Regions from separate parts of the Mus musculus genome. Here region 2 is linked to region 1. Evidence: chromatin contacts called from ENCODE POLR2A ChIA-PET data. All regions are on one chromosome and are shown on one strand. Each heading gives the region's core, a stretch centred on a gene start or an enhancer-like site at or near the end of the contact. The rest is flanking DNA. Distances are from core to core; before and after follow the strand shown. Region 1 holds the start of Otud7b (OTU domain containing 7B). Region 2 holds the start of H3c15 (H3 clustered histone 15).

Region 1 (5,986 bases), core at 1,594-4,093:
TTATTTTTTATAAAAATTCCTATATACATATACATATGTATGTATATGAGTCTATTTTTTATTGTGGTCATTTGAAAGGTTTCCATTGAGTGGCTATTAGAAATAAAGTTTCCATTGAGTGGCTATTAGGAATAAAGTTGTTAGGAACATTTATCTACAAGCTTTTAATAGACACGTATTTTCCTTTCTAGTGGGTAAATACTAAGGAATAGAATTTCTGGGTCAGAGGATAGGAATGGATTTAACATATATATATATGGATTTATGGTTTTCAGCTACAAAAATTCTGAGTTAGTCTAACATTCCTAAGTAGGTACAGTATCTATCTATCTATCTATCTATCTATCTATCTATCTATCTATAGTTTTAAAGGCATCCTAGAACCACTGGTCTAAATTATAGTCATAGTACTAGAAAGGAAGTTATTTCAGTTTGGTTTTCTTTTCTACCACAAAGACATATAAATGCAAATAATTTCTCCTTTTTTTTCTTCCTGGTTAGTTGCAAAACAGCTTTCTCTGAATATTTCCCCTCACCGCACCCATCAGCCTAGTGTTGACTCTCCTTGGAGCAGCGTTGGTGAAAGGCAAGTTAAAGCTCCCGGAGCTTCTTGAAGCTTAGAATCACTAAGACAAGGAAACAAAAACAGTTGTCAGGGTGGAAAAGAACAGTGAGCTGAGCGGCAGATGGGGGCGTGGCCTTGTGGAGGATAAGGGGCGTGGCCTTGTGCACACTGCTGGGGTTTTCTTTGATGATTTTTCCATACTATTCTACCTGGTTGGGGGTGGGGGGGGGGAGACTCCGCTGTACTCAGGCTGCTGTGACTATTTACTATCAGATGGTAGCTTTCGGAGCATCGGACACTGTGACAGTGTCTGCACACTGAAAGAGAAGCCGCTCCTAGATAGGCAAAGAAACGGACAGCATAGGAATGGGAAGGGAGTCACTTAATGGATTAGGGACTGGCTGAGCTGGGACCAGAACCCAGGTGGCCTGGCTTCCAGCCCAGCTGACCACACTGCTACCCACACAGACAGAGCTGGCCAAGACAAGTAGCCCATTGAGCAATTACACAAACAACAATGCCTGATGGATGGTCGGAGTAAGAAACAGGCACAGAGCAATGGCAACCCCATCACTTCCTGATCCCTAAATTTCCAGGCAGGCCTACAATGTGCGATCGCTTAAATGGCTTTGACCAGCAACTTGGCTCAACTTTTTAATCTGGACCACTTTTTGTGGTCATTGCCACAAAACAAAAACAAAAACAAAAACAAAAACAAAAACAAAACAACAACAACAACAAAACCAACCCCTCTGCCTTGTACTTAAGGTGGAGAGAGCCTTTGAGCTCCATACCTGGTCCTAAGGAGTGTGTGAAAGTGTGTTAAACATAGTTAATCGATGAGTGTGAAAGCAGCTCTCAGTTTTGCAGAGTTCTGCCTTCCCACATCAGACTTAGCCAGCAGGGGCTAGTATGATCTACGGAATTCAGTGAGACCAAATCCTACCCTCTTCTCAAATTTGTCACAAAATAGTAGTTGCAATCGGTACTCCCTGGATCTTCTAAGCTCTGGCTTGCTAAGTTGCATTGTAAGTTGTGGTATCTTCCAAAGGCACCAGCTACTTTGCTTGGCTGAGACATGTATACGTGGCCTTAGGTTCAGCCCTAAACTTTCAACTCTAAACTTAAGGGTATTTTTCCAGTGGGTTTCCTGTTTCAGGTGTCAGTTCCTAGTCTGGATAATTCTGTGCTCTATCCTTCCCCATTAGAAACCAAAATTCTCAGCGAATACTGAGGAAAATGAAGAGCCAACTGCATTATGCTTTTACATAAACCCAGTGAACATAATTTTGATAATAAACACTGCCTTGAATGTGTGGATTCTAGAGATCTGAGTTAAATTTTAGGATTCATTTGGTTAGAGTATAGCATAAGCTGGGCCCATTTTTGTGTTTTCAATAAAGTAGTTCTTCTGGAAGCAGTCCATATTCCTTTACAAACATGAAAGGCTGAGATGGCTTGTTTGTGTGCTCCTAGGCACAGCTCATTGTAACCTCCGTGACATATATGTTTGTTTTGCTTTATATAAAATATTTCAGTGAATTCTATTAATACTAAATTGTTAGATTGCTGATGCTTGGGATTTATGTCTTGTTGCGTTTTCTATTTCCAGTCTTCCAGAATACAGTGCTTTTACAACAGTAGGGCTTCAATAAGTAAAGGCATTGAGTTATGCTGTAATGTTGTAAAAACACATTGACAATGTGTTTTTACAACATTAACTAAAAAACTGACTGTGGCAGGGATGTTACTAAGGGAGTATTGTTATGCAAGTGAATATAGCAAAGGGTACGTTCACGTCAAGAGTGAAGGAACAAGGGGAATGCATAGCTGGGTGGGGCTGGTTTGTAAGAAGCGATGTTCAATTCAGTCTGGTTGGTCCAGGATTGCGTGGAGTAACTAGAATTTCAACCTTCTCAAGTATTTTTATCCTTCTCACCTTTCGAAAGCTACTCCGCCAGTCTCCATTTCTTCCCTTAGGGCTGGCGCCAACTGATGCGACCCCAAAGTCTTAACAGTCCATGCCGAGCTCCCAGCTCCCGCTCAAAAGTGCCTCCGCCCGGGGGCTCGGGGACGCGAGCCAAAAACGCGCGGGGTCACGCGCCGGGCAAGCGCCAAACCGGCCACAGCCCCAAAGCGGTCCCGAGGGCGGGGCTGCTGCGGGGAGGGGCGGGGCGGGACGGGGCGGGGCCGGCCGCGCCGGGCGGGAGGAGGCCCGGGGGCGGCTAGGGTGTCACCGCCAACCCGCTCCGGCCGGAAACGGGCGCTTGTTTCCGGCCGGACGGCCGAAAGCCACCGATCCTGAACCAGCCGCTGGAGTCGGAGTGGCGACCCGGTGTGGAGGAGCCGGCGGAAAGCCATTGGGAAGAGGCCAGCTCCGGTCAGTCCCGGCTTGGCTCCAGCTCTATCTCCTGTGGAGAGCAACAGCCGCGGTCGCAGTGTCCGCCTCCGCCTCCATCGTCGTCGGGGGAGGGGCCGCTTGGACCCCGGGGTCACTGCCGAGGAATGAGGCGAGGCGGCCGGGCCCCGCGCTCCGCCCCGGCCTAGAGCCTTGCCCCGAGAGTCGCGAGGGTAACGGAGACCCCAGCCCTGACACCCTCCCCATCTCCTCCCCGCTCCTCCCGCCTCTCCAGCGCCCCAACTCTGCGTCGTCGAGCTCCACTGCTCACTCTCTCTGACGAGACTTCACCTGAAGCCATCTCCCCCTGAGCACCCGCTCTCTGCTTGGTCCCCACCTTCCTCCTTCACGCCAATCTTTCACCTGCGTCCTGCGCTCTCAGCCCTGGCCGGCGGTTCCTGTCCCTTCCCCAGCTGTGCTGGGCAGTTTGGATAGTCCCCTCTTGTCAGCTAGACTTTGGGAGACGGATGGCGGAGTTTTAGGGTGGTCTAGATGCAGCCCCCCCCCCCCAAGTAGGATAAAGTTCTTTTAAAGTCACTATAAAAGTAAAAAAGAAAAGCCAAGTTTGTTCTTAACGATAGCCAAACTGAGGTGCGTCCAGTAATGGAGGAAGGGGGGTAGGGAGGGAGGAGAGAGAGAGGGAGAGGGGAGAGAGGAGAGAGGAGAGAGAGACTGTGGTGAGTGTAGGTGTAGAAATTCTAGGGCAGGCTTATGGACTTCAGAAAAAAAAAGTTTCTGTGCGCTGATGGAAACTTTAGAAGCTGATGATGAGTAAGCTGGGGGCTGTGTGATCGCACTCTTCTCATAATTACTAGGTTAACGGTGTGGCTCCTGTTGAGATGGAATGGGATTTGTTTACTGGGCCGGCGTATTTTTAGCCTGTCGGCTCACAAGGACCAGCCCTCAGAGTCTGTCTCTCTTCTCTGGTGATAGAGTGTCAGTCTAACATAGGTGTCTTTTCTGGGCACAAGACACATGTAAAAATGGGGAAGTTGAGAGAAGCGAACTGGTGAGATTTGATCTAAGAGGTTATTCCCCCTCCCCCAAATTTTTTTTTCCCCTTAGGGAATTTTCATGACTGCAAAGCCAATCGCTAACCCGCTTTGACTTTGGCTTTCTTTATCTTTTTGTGAATACTACATAGGGTGTTTTATTTAGAAGCTGGTAATTTGTGGGTCTTTGGCTTTTCCTACAATATACTTAGGTCTTTTAGGATGCTGGATCCCTTTGTGTCTCAAAACCTGTCAGGTGGATAAGAAAAATAAGGAGAAGTGGTGGTAAGAAGACTCCAAAGGAGTAGCTAATTTCTATTTTTTATTTTTTTCTATGTTGCATATCTAAAAAGACATTTAGGAAATGTGTTTCTTAGTCAATGAGATTCTGTTCCTGAGGGATGGAGAAGTCTGCCAGGGAGAATCAGACTTGTAGTTAAATGTTGGCAGTATATAACTTACATAGGAACACATTCTAGGTAAACAATGAGGAATTAATTATGTTCTTTACCCTCATTGTTTTTCAAGCAGGTCTTTTAAGTTTACTAACCTGCTGTGCTAGTCTATTGATATTTTGAAGGTTAAAGAGAATGTAAAATAAAAGAAATTGCTGTTCCTCCTGTACAGCACTGAATGCAGTCTGTTCTGACTTTACGTGAACTGGCATCTTTCGAGCACCTTTGTAATCCAGGCTGGTTTCTGTGTACTTAGAGATTGCACATGAACACAAATATTAGCTCATGCTAGGCATAATTGAGAAGGTAAATATGCTGAAGACACATATTCCAAAACAAAAATAGATTTTTCTTTTTCGATTTTTTTGCTCTCATTTTGGATTATCAGCACCTTTCTGCCAATCATTACCCATTAACGTGAATAATTTAGAACTAAATAGATGTCTGTTTTGGACATCATATGTTTAAGTGGGAAGTAAAGATGGTAGGTAGTTTCCAAACTACTTCTAATTTGTTTGTTTATTTTCAGTGCTCTGGTTTGTCTTATCCCTTTCATGTAGTACCAGGGACTTTCTCTGTGGAAGAGAAAAAAAGTAAAACTTTGTCAAAGAAACAAGGCTGGTGTGTTGTATGAGGCAGGGTGGCCAACAGTGGGTTCTGATGAGTTGTGTAAGGCACGGTGACCAACGATTGATGTGCAGTGTTAGATGTGCTGTGATGGAGTTATGTCACTAATTTGGAAGTGTTCTTGAAGTAATAATTGCTTTAATCTCTCTTTTCCTCCCCATCCTTCTACCTATTAGTGGAAAAACATCTCAGTTGGAGTCTAAAATGGGATTTAAAAAAAAATCACACGTATCTTCTTGGAGTCTTAACTGCTAATAGTTGCCTTAATCCCTGGGAGTTGGCTGGTGCCAATCATAGTTATGACACATGGGTAATTTCTGTTTATATCTAACTTCCTTTTGTTGAACTGTATACGTTACTCTACCAGGTATGGATTGAAGCATTTGACTAAACCTAGGAATGAGTTTAGAACAAGCAGCTCAATATATCCACTGCTAGTCTCAGTTCTTAGACGACTTCTTAGAAACTTGAGGTACATTATATGCAGCCAGGTGAGTTATTGTGGAAAAGTTTAGTATCAAAAGTAAATATCTACTTTGTTATGGGGATATTATACTGCTTATTAAAGTTTCTGAGCTCCCAAATTCTAACAGTGCTGGCTGAGACTATTGGAGAGAGACAGAGACAGAGAGACTGTATGCATGAGTATGTGTGTCTAAGGAAGTGTTCTTACCACAAACACTTAACCCCACGAAAGGGGGAAAAATTAATCTTGGCAAATGTGGTCTCAGAAATATATTTTCTATGGAACGTAAAGACAGTGAGATAGCAGACTGGAATTTTAATGCCTGATAAATTCATACAATTAAAATTTTGTACAGGGCAGTTTTTTTTTCATGAATTTTTAAATTCAGTTCACTCTTTAATAGATAATAGAAGAGAGAACTTAAAAAGAAAATTCTTGCTGAATAATGATTGAACACTCCCTTGGATAAAGCGACCTTTAAGC
Region 2 (6,230 bases), core at 2,662-5,161, 130 kb after region 1:
TGTTTTATAACCCGTTTGTCACTATGGAAATTATTTCCTTAACTACCTCCACACACCATTGTCCCATCTGTTGCCTCCACTTTAGAGATGAGAATCTGGTAAAACGTAGCCTCTGCCAAAGGCATGCAGGGTAGGAGGCAGAGCCAGGGCTTGAGAGCCTGTGCTGTCCACCCAGTTTCTGATTCTCTGCACCTCAGCACATGGTGAAGATTTCATTGTAAAGGGAAAGAGAACCTGGAAAGATTTTAAAGCATGGGAGTGACAAACATGTCCCCTACGTGTTTATGGAGTTGAACAGATAAGCAAATAGTTAACGGAAGTAGAGGCACCTTAGCCCTTGGCACCATATGCTTCGCCATTTCCCTTCTGAGCTTCCAATATGGACTGTTGGAAGGTGTTCTTCTTATGTATATGAACTTTGGGGTCACTTAAATATTTTGTCCTTGACACTAGTTGTGGGAAACTGGGCAAAGTACTCAGACTTTTCCTTGTCTGTTGTGTAAAGTTGCTGTGATTATAATCCAGCAGTTGGCAGACATGGAGGTGCAGCAGCATGCTGTTCCCATTTCTGAGGGTCTGTGCACAACGTGGCTGATGCCACCTTTGCCTCCTTCAGCCATCTTCTCTCCTGGAGTTCTTCACCTCTCTCCAGCTATCCTTCTTAGTTTAGGAATTCCCCCATCGTTTTTGTTTGTTTTTTCAATGTGGACTGAGTACTTAAATCTTTGTCTTGTGTGTGAATGAAGGTGCTGCAGAGGCCAGGAGAGAGTGTCAGATTCCCCAAAGCTAGAGTTACTTGTGGTTGAGAGATGGCTGACATGCATGCTGGGACGGGGCTCTCTACAAGGGCAGTGTGTGCTTCTCACAGCTGAGCCGTATGTCCAGCTCCTCTTCCAATTCCTGGAGGGACTCCTTCTAGTCTGCTGCTTCTGTTATCCCCTTAGCTATCTGCTGAGAGCTTCTCCACAAATTTGTCTGGCTAAGCCAAATGAATATGTTAAAATTCCCAACTCCCAGAATAGTGTTCTCTAGATAGAAGGAATCTCAGTCTCTGGGTCAGGAGGGACTTGGTATATCTTCTTGGCTCTAGAAGCAATTGCTTTCCACTGAATCACTTTGCCTTGCTCAAATCTACTCTTATTCTAGCTCAGTGGTTCTCACCCATCGTAATGTTACAGCCCTTTAATACACTTCATGTTGTGACCCCCCCCCCCGCAAAAAAAAAAAAACCCCACAAAATTATTTTCATTGATACTTCCTGGCTGTAAATTAGCTACTGTTATGAATCATGTAAATCTCTGTGTTCCTAATAGTCTTGGGCAACCCAGAAGCCATTTGGCCCCCAAAGGAACGGTTGTGACCCACGGGTTGGGAAGTACTCAGGCCTAAAGTTCCTTTCTCTTCCATTCTCCAACTGGCCAAGTTACCACATCTGCTTAACTGAAACTCTTAAGAGCCCCTTTCAGCCTCACTCTACCTGTGTCCATGTCTACCCTTGTCCTACAAGGTGAGGTTACCATCAGCTGTAAAAAACAAACAAACAAACAAAAAAAACCCAAAAAACCCACAATCCATTAATAATGCCAGTTCTGTGGCTGACTTTTCCTGGAAACACCTGAGATTATGATAATGTTCTTTTACAAGTTTATGTATGTATGTACGTATGTATGTATGTATGTATGTATGTATGTGCTCCCTAAGGTGGCTACTGCATTAAGCAGCGGTGTCCTGGAGAGGCCTGGTTCCAGGCTGGTTAAGAGGAGTTTTGGTCCACTAATCTGTATTTCCGCACACTGATTTGTACTGTCAGCTGGTTTTCTTCCCCAGTGAAAGAAGACTTAGGGCAACTTAGAGGAGAACCTGACTTAACTCACTCATGGTCAAGGTGCACAACTCTTGAGTAGCAGCCCCGGGAGGGAGACTGTGAGGCAGGCAAGTCACTGACATCAAAGGCTTACCTGTGATAGGAAATCAGAGATTAACCTAGAAGACTTCCTCTGTCTAATATCAGCCAGGTCCTGCCCTGCCTAGTATAAACTGCCCCCTCCTTTTCCTTTTCCCATTCTCTCCCATGTCCTTTGAGTCTTTGAGTTTGGCCAATGAGTACTCACAAGTCCTAAGAGAGAATAAGGCGACCTTAAAAGTGAGAACAGCAAAGGGAGGCCATAGCTCTCCTTCCTACGCTAGGGATCCCTGACTGCCTTACATACCATGACATACACAGCCTGTCAGCATCCAGAGCTCTTGTATTTAAATTGGTTGATATCTTGCTTTTAAATCTGCCTTAGTTTCAACTCATGGAGTAAATTTGCATGCTGAGGGGGTCTGCTTAGCCACTAAGAGCTTTGATGGACCAAAATCACTTAGTTCTAAGAACTTTTGGGCCCAACCTTTGAGGCAAAGCTCAGTAAGATGCTGGGGACAAATGGGCTGTCTCCACACAGCTTTAACTATTGCTAGTTTGCTCTCTGGAAGTTTCCGGCAGAAACCGAAAGGAAGGTCCATGACAGTGATCTCCATAAGGTATTTACTGTGCTCTTGAGTCTCAGGTCCGACACCCACCCCTGCAAAGACTGTCCTCACGCTAAGGAATTGTAAAGGGATTCCCCTTTGATATCCAGTGTATTTCGGTCCAGAAAGGTGCCTGCCAAAGTGGGAAGGGGGGAATGGAGTTGTCATTTTGAAGTAAATTAATAGGAGTAAGAGGAAAAACTACCCAATTGCCATTGAACCATATCATAGCAATAAATGCTGAATCCCAAGTAGCTAGCAGGTCTTCTAATCAAGTGTTAGAGAACAAAGCTTTATCACTGGATATTACTCATAGTCCACTTACCACCGACGTTGAGCCCCGTAAGCCTCAGACATTGCATTAAATGAGCAACAATAATCTTCAGTCGTCCAGAAGTCTGGTGATGTAATTATGAGCTGTAAGCTAGATCTCAGCCTTCAGCTACTTACAAAGCCTTCTCTGCTCCAGCTGGGTAGGAACATTACATAGTATCCACCAAGCCCCAACCCTCCGTAAGATTATCCCCTCCCCTTAGACTGAGGTGGTGAACCTACTTCGGGTTAACAAGCTAGGAGTCTGAATAAGACCGCAATTAACGTTAAACAACTTACACTAAGGGCATTCAAACCTTCCTTGAAAGCAACCATTATGTAGACATAACAGGTATAAGTCAGATACCAACCTAGAGCTATGGAGCGGGATAATGTGCGGACAAAGCTCTAAGCGAAGTAAACAGCTCTTTCCGGGAAGCTGTGGTGGCTCTGAAAAGAGCCTTTGTGGGGAATGGATGGGAGACAGGGCGCTTAAGCGCGCTCCCCACGGATGCGGCGGGCCAACTGGATGTCCTTGGGCATGATGGTGACGCGTTTGGCGTGGATGGCGCACAGGTTGGTGTCCTCGAACAGCCCCACCAGGTAGGCCTCGCTCGCCTCCTGCAGCGCCATGACGGCCGAGCTCTGGAAGCGCAGGTCCGTCTTGAAGTCCTGCGCGATCTCGCGCACCAGGCGCTGGAACGGCAGCTTGCGGATCAGCAGCTCGGTCGACTTCTGGTAGCGCCGGATCTCCCGCAGCGCCACGGTGCCGGGCCGGTAGCGGTGCGGCTTCTTCACGCCGCCCGTGGCCGGGGCGCTCTTGCGGGCGGCCTTGGTGGCCAGCTGCTTGCGCGGGGCCTTGCCGCCGGTGGACTTGCGGGCAGTCTGCTTCGTACGGGCCATGGCGAAGACGGAAGACACCCAAACGAGGAGCACTCGGGGACCTGATACCGGCCCGAGCCGGCCGCCTTTATAGGCGCAGTCTTCCCCGCGGCGGGGCGGAGACAGCGACTTGAAACTCCCGCGCTGCCGCGCCATTGGCCGTGGCGTCACCGGCCCCGACCTCGCCCATTGGCTCGGGCCCGCCACGCCACCTGACCCGCCCCCACCCGCCCCCCACGTCCAGCCCCGCGCCCGGTCCACTTGCCAACGTTCTGCGAGGGTGGAGCCACGTCTGGCAGCTGCCCGTAGAGGGCGGGTCCCGGCTCTGCCCAAGAGGAGCTCGCGCGCCCCCGCCCGCCGCCCAAAGTCCCAGGGCAGAACTAATCTAGTGTTTGTGCAGCACCGCCCAGCCACAGCCACAGTCCCAGCCCCAGTCCCCCATGATCCCTAGAGCCGGCCGCGTCCAGTCCTCGCGGGACACCTCCTCCTCCTAGACATTCCCCAAGGACCGGACGAGAGCGCGGCTGACTGCGACTTATGTCTAGATTGGCCTAGACGTCCTAGTTGAGTCTTAGTCCTGGGAAGGGTCAGGCGGGTGGACGCTGAGTGAGGGACAGTGTTGTGTAGGACAAGGGTGTGGGCAGATAGGGGCTAAATGCTTGGGACGGTCAGCGAGAACCGCGTATCCGCTCCGCCGAGGCAGGGCATGAACCAAAGAGCGACAACAGACTAACTACCAGGGGGAACCACGGGCAGGATGGGCAAGGAAGCAGAGGACACGACACTCTTACTTTTGGGGCAGGGCCAGGAAAGGCCACCAAGACCGGCTACCGTGACACAACTCTTTATCTGATTCAGTGGGTGGCTCTGAAAAGAGCCTTTTTAGGAGCTCGCGGGGGTTATATCACAGAGACGCGGGCCGACGCGAGCAGTGGCCTCACTTGCCCTTCGCCTTATGGTGGCTCTCCGTCTTCTTGGGCAGCAGCACGGCCTGGATGTTGGGCAGGACGCCGCCCTGCGCGATCGTCACTTTGCCCAGCAGCTTGTTGAGCTCCTCGTCGTTGCGGATGGCCAGCTGCAGGTGGCGCGGGATGATGCGCGTCTTCTTGTTGTCGCGGGCCGCGTTGCCCGCCAGCTCCAGGATCTCGGCCGTTAGGTACTCCAGCACCGCCGCCATGTATACCGGCGCGCCGGCACCCACACGCTCCGCGTAGTTGCCCTTGCGCAGCAGCCGGTGCACACGCCCCACCGGGAACTGTAGCCCGGCCCGGGAAGACCGCGACTTGGCCTTGGCGCGGGCCTTGCCTCCTTGCTTGCCACGACCGGACATCACGAAAGCGCAAACAGACGAACGGCCACAACCAGGAAACGGTACTCCGGCGCCGACGCCTCACCCTTTTATAGACGCAGACCCGATTGTCCGCCCGACGCTCTCATTGGCTCACACGCGTCCTGACGCCGTGGCCAATAGGAGCGCGCGGACAGAAGCCTCTCATTTACATAAGACCGGCTCCCTCGCCCCGGCGCCGCCCTGGAACGCGCGAATCACGACGCGCGTGCTCGGTGGCTTCATTTGCGTGCGGCCGTCGTTGCGACACTCCGCGGGTCGCCGGGCGGCTGGGCTTGCTCGCTGTTTCTCCTGCTCTGGAAGCTGGCAAAGTGTGCCCTGCATCCAAGAGGGCCTGAGTTAATCACTTACTTAAGTGTAGGTTTTCCTTCGAGGAATACTGGAAATTTAGTTTTTTATACCTAAGGAGTAGCGGATAATTCTCATAGCCTCTTTATTTTTCTACTTGAAACAGTGTAAAACCTACTTGTTTCATTTTAAGCGTTTATCGCTGGGAGCCTTACTTTAAAATCGTTAAATTTAAAGGTTATTTTCTTAATCCATACACATCTGAGAGTGCTTGAAAAGACCAAGTACAGTTCGCCTGGGGTTTACTAAAATTATTTTTTTGCCACTCAGATTTGTACATAAGGAATCGAAATAACTTAAAAAGTAAACCTTACGCTGCTGCTTTTGTCTATCATTTGTCCTGATGGCTCTCAGAAGCTCCTTTTAGGAGCCTTCCAGGCTGTCTGGGGCTAGAGTGACTCGGAGTACCATATCCGGACTGCCATTATTTTAGCATCGCATCAGTTATGCTCGGTAAAATACAGCCAGCATTTTTCAATCTCTGAAATTTGTAATAAGGTTCGTTATCGATGCATTAGAATCACTGATTAGGCATATTGAGTGTAAGCTTAGCTCTAGTAACAGGTATATTGTTACATAGTAACATAGTTACAATCTTTATATTTTACATTGTTACATATTGTGGAGATGGAATTCTAGTCTTGTGGAGGAATCGGCAAGAGTGTAGCACTAGGATTTTGGGTTGAAGCTAGGTAGGCAGTGGATTTTTTTGGATTTTGGTGGGTTTTTTTGTTTGTTTGTTTGTTTTTTTTTTGGTTTTTTCGAGACAGGGTTTCTCTGTATAGCCCTGGCTATCCTGGAACTCAGTCTGTAGACCAGGCTGGCCTCG

The links. ChIA-PET counts read pairs that join two places held with the same protein, here RNA polymerase II (POLR2A).
Region 2: POLR2A ChIA-PET joins it to region 1 with 14 read pairs in Patski. The contact joins the promoter of H3c15 here to the promoter of Otud7b in region 1. POLR2A ChIA-PET finds 5 or more read pairs at or near these places in 3 of 5 experiments (Patski and embryonic stem cell).

Annotation. Positions count from the first base shown.
Region 1 is chr3:96,101,684-96,107,669 of GRCm38, forward strand. Otud7b (OTU domain containing 7B) reads left to right here and starts at 2,844. Exons shown (of 12, transcript NM_001025614.1): 1 at 2,844-3,136. It overlaps Gm30044 (a long non-coding RNA gene), which reads right to left and starts at 2,673. Exons shown (of 2, transcript XR_375856.2): 1 at 2,505-2,673.
Region 2 is chr3:96,235,216-96,241,445 of GRCm38, forward strand. It overlaps H3c15 (H3 clustered histone 15), which reads right to left and starts at 3,912. Exons shown (of 1, transcript NM_054045.4): 1 at 3,264-3,912. The coding sequence starts at 3,726. The coding sequence ends at 3,316. It overlaps H2ac19 (H2A clustered histone 19), which reads right to left and starts at 5,159. Exons shown (of 1, transcript NM_178212.3): 1 at 4,564-5,159. The coding sequence starts at 5,035. The coding sequence ends at 4,643.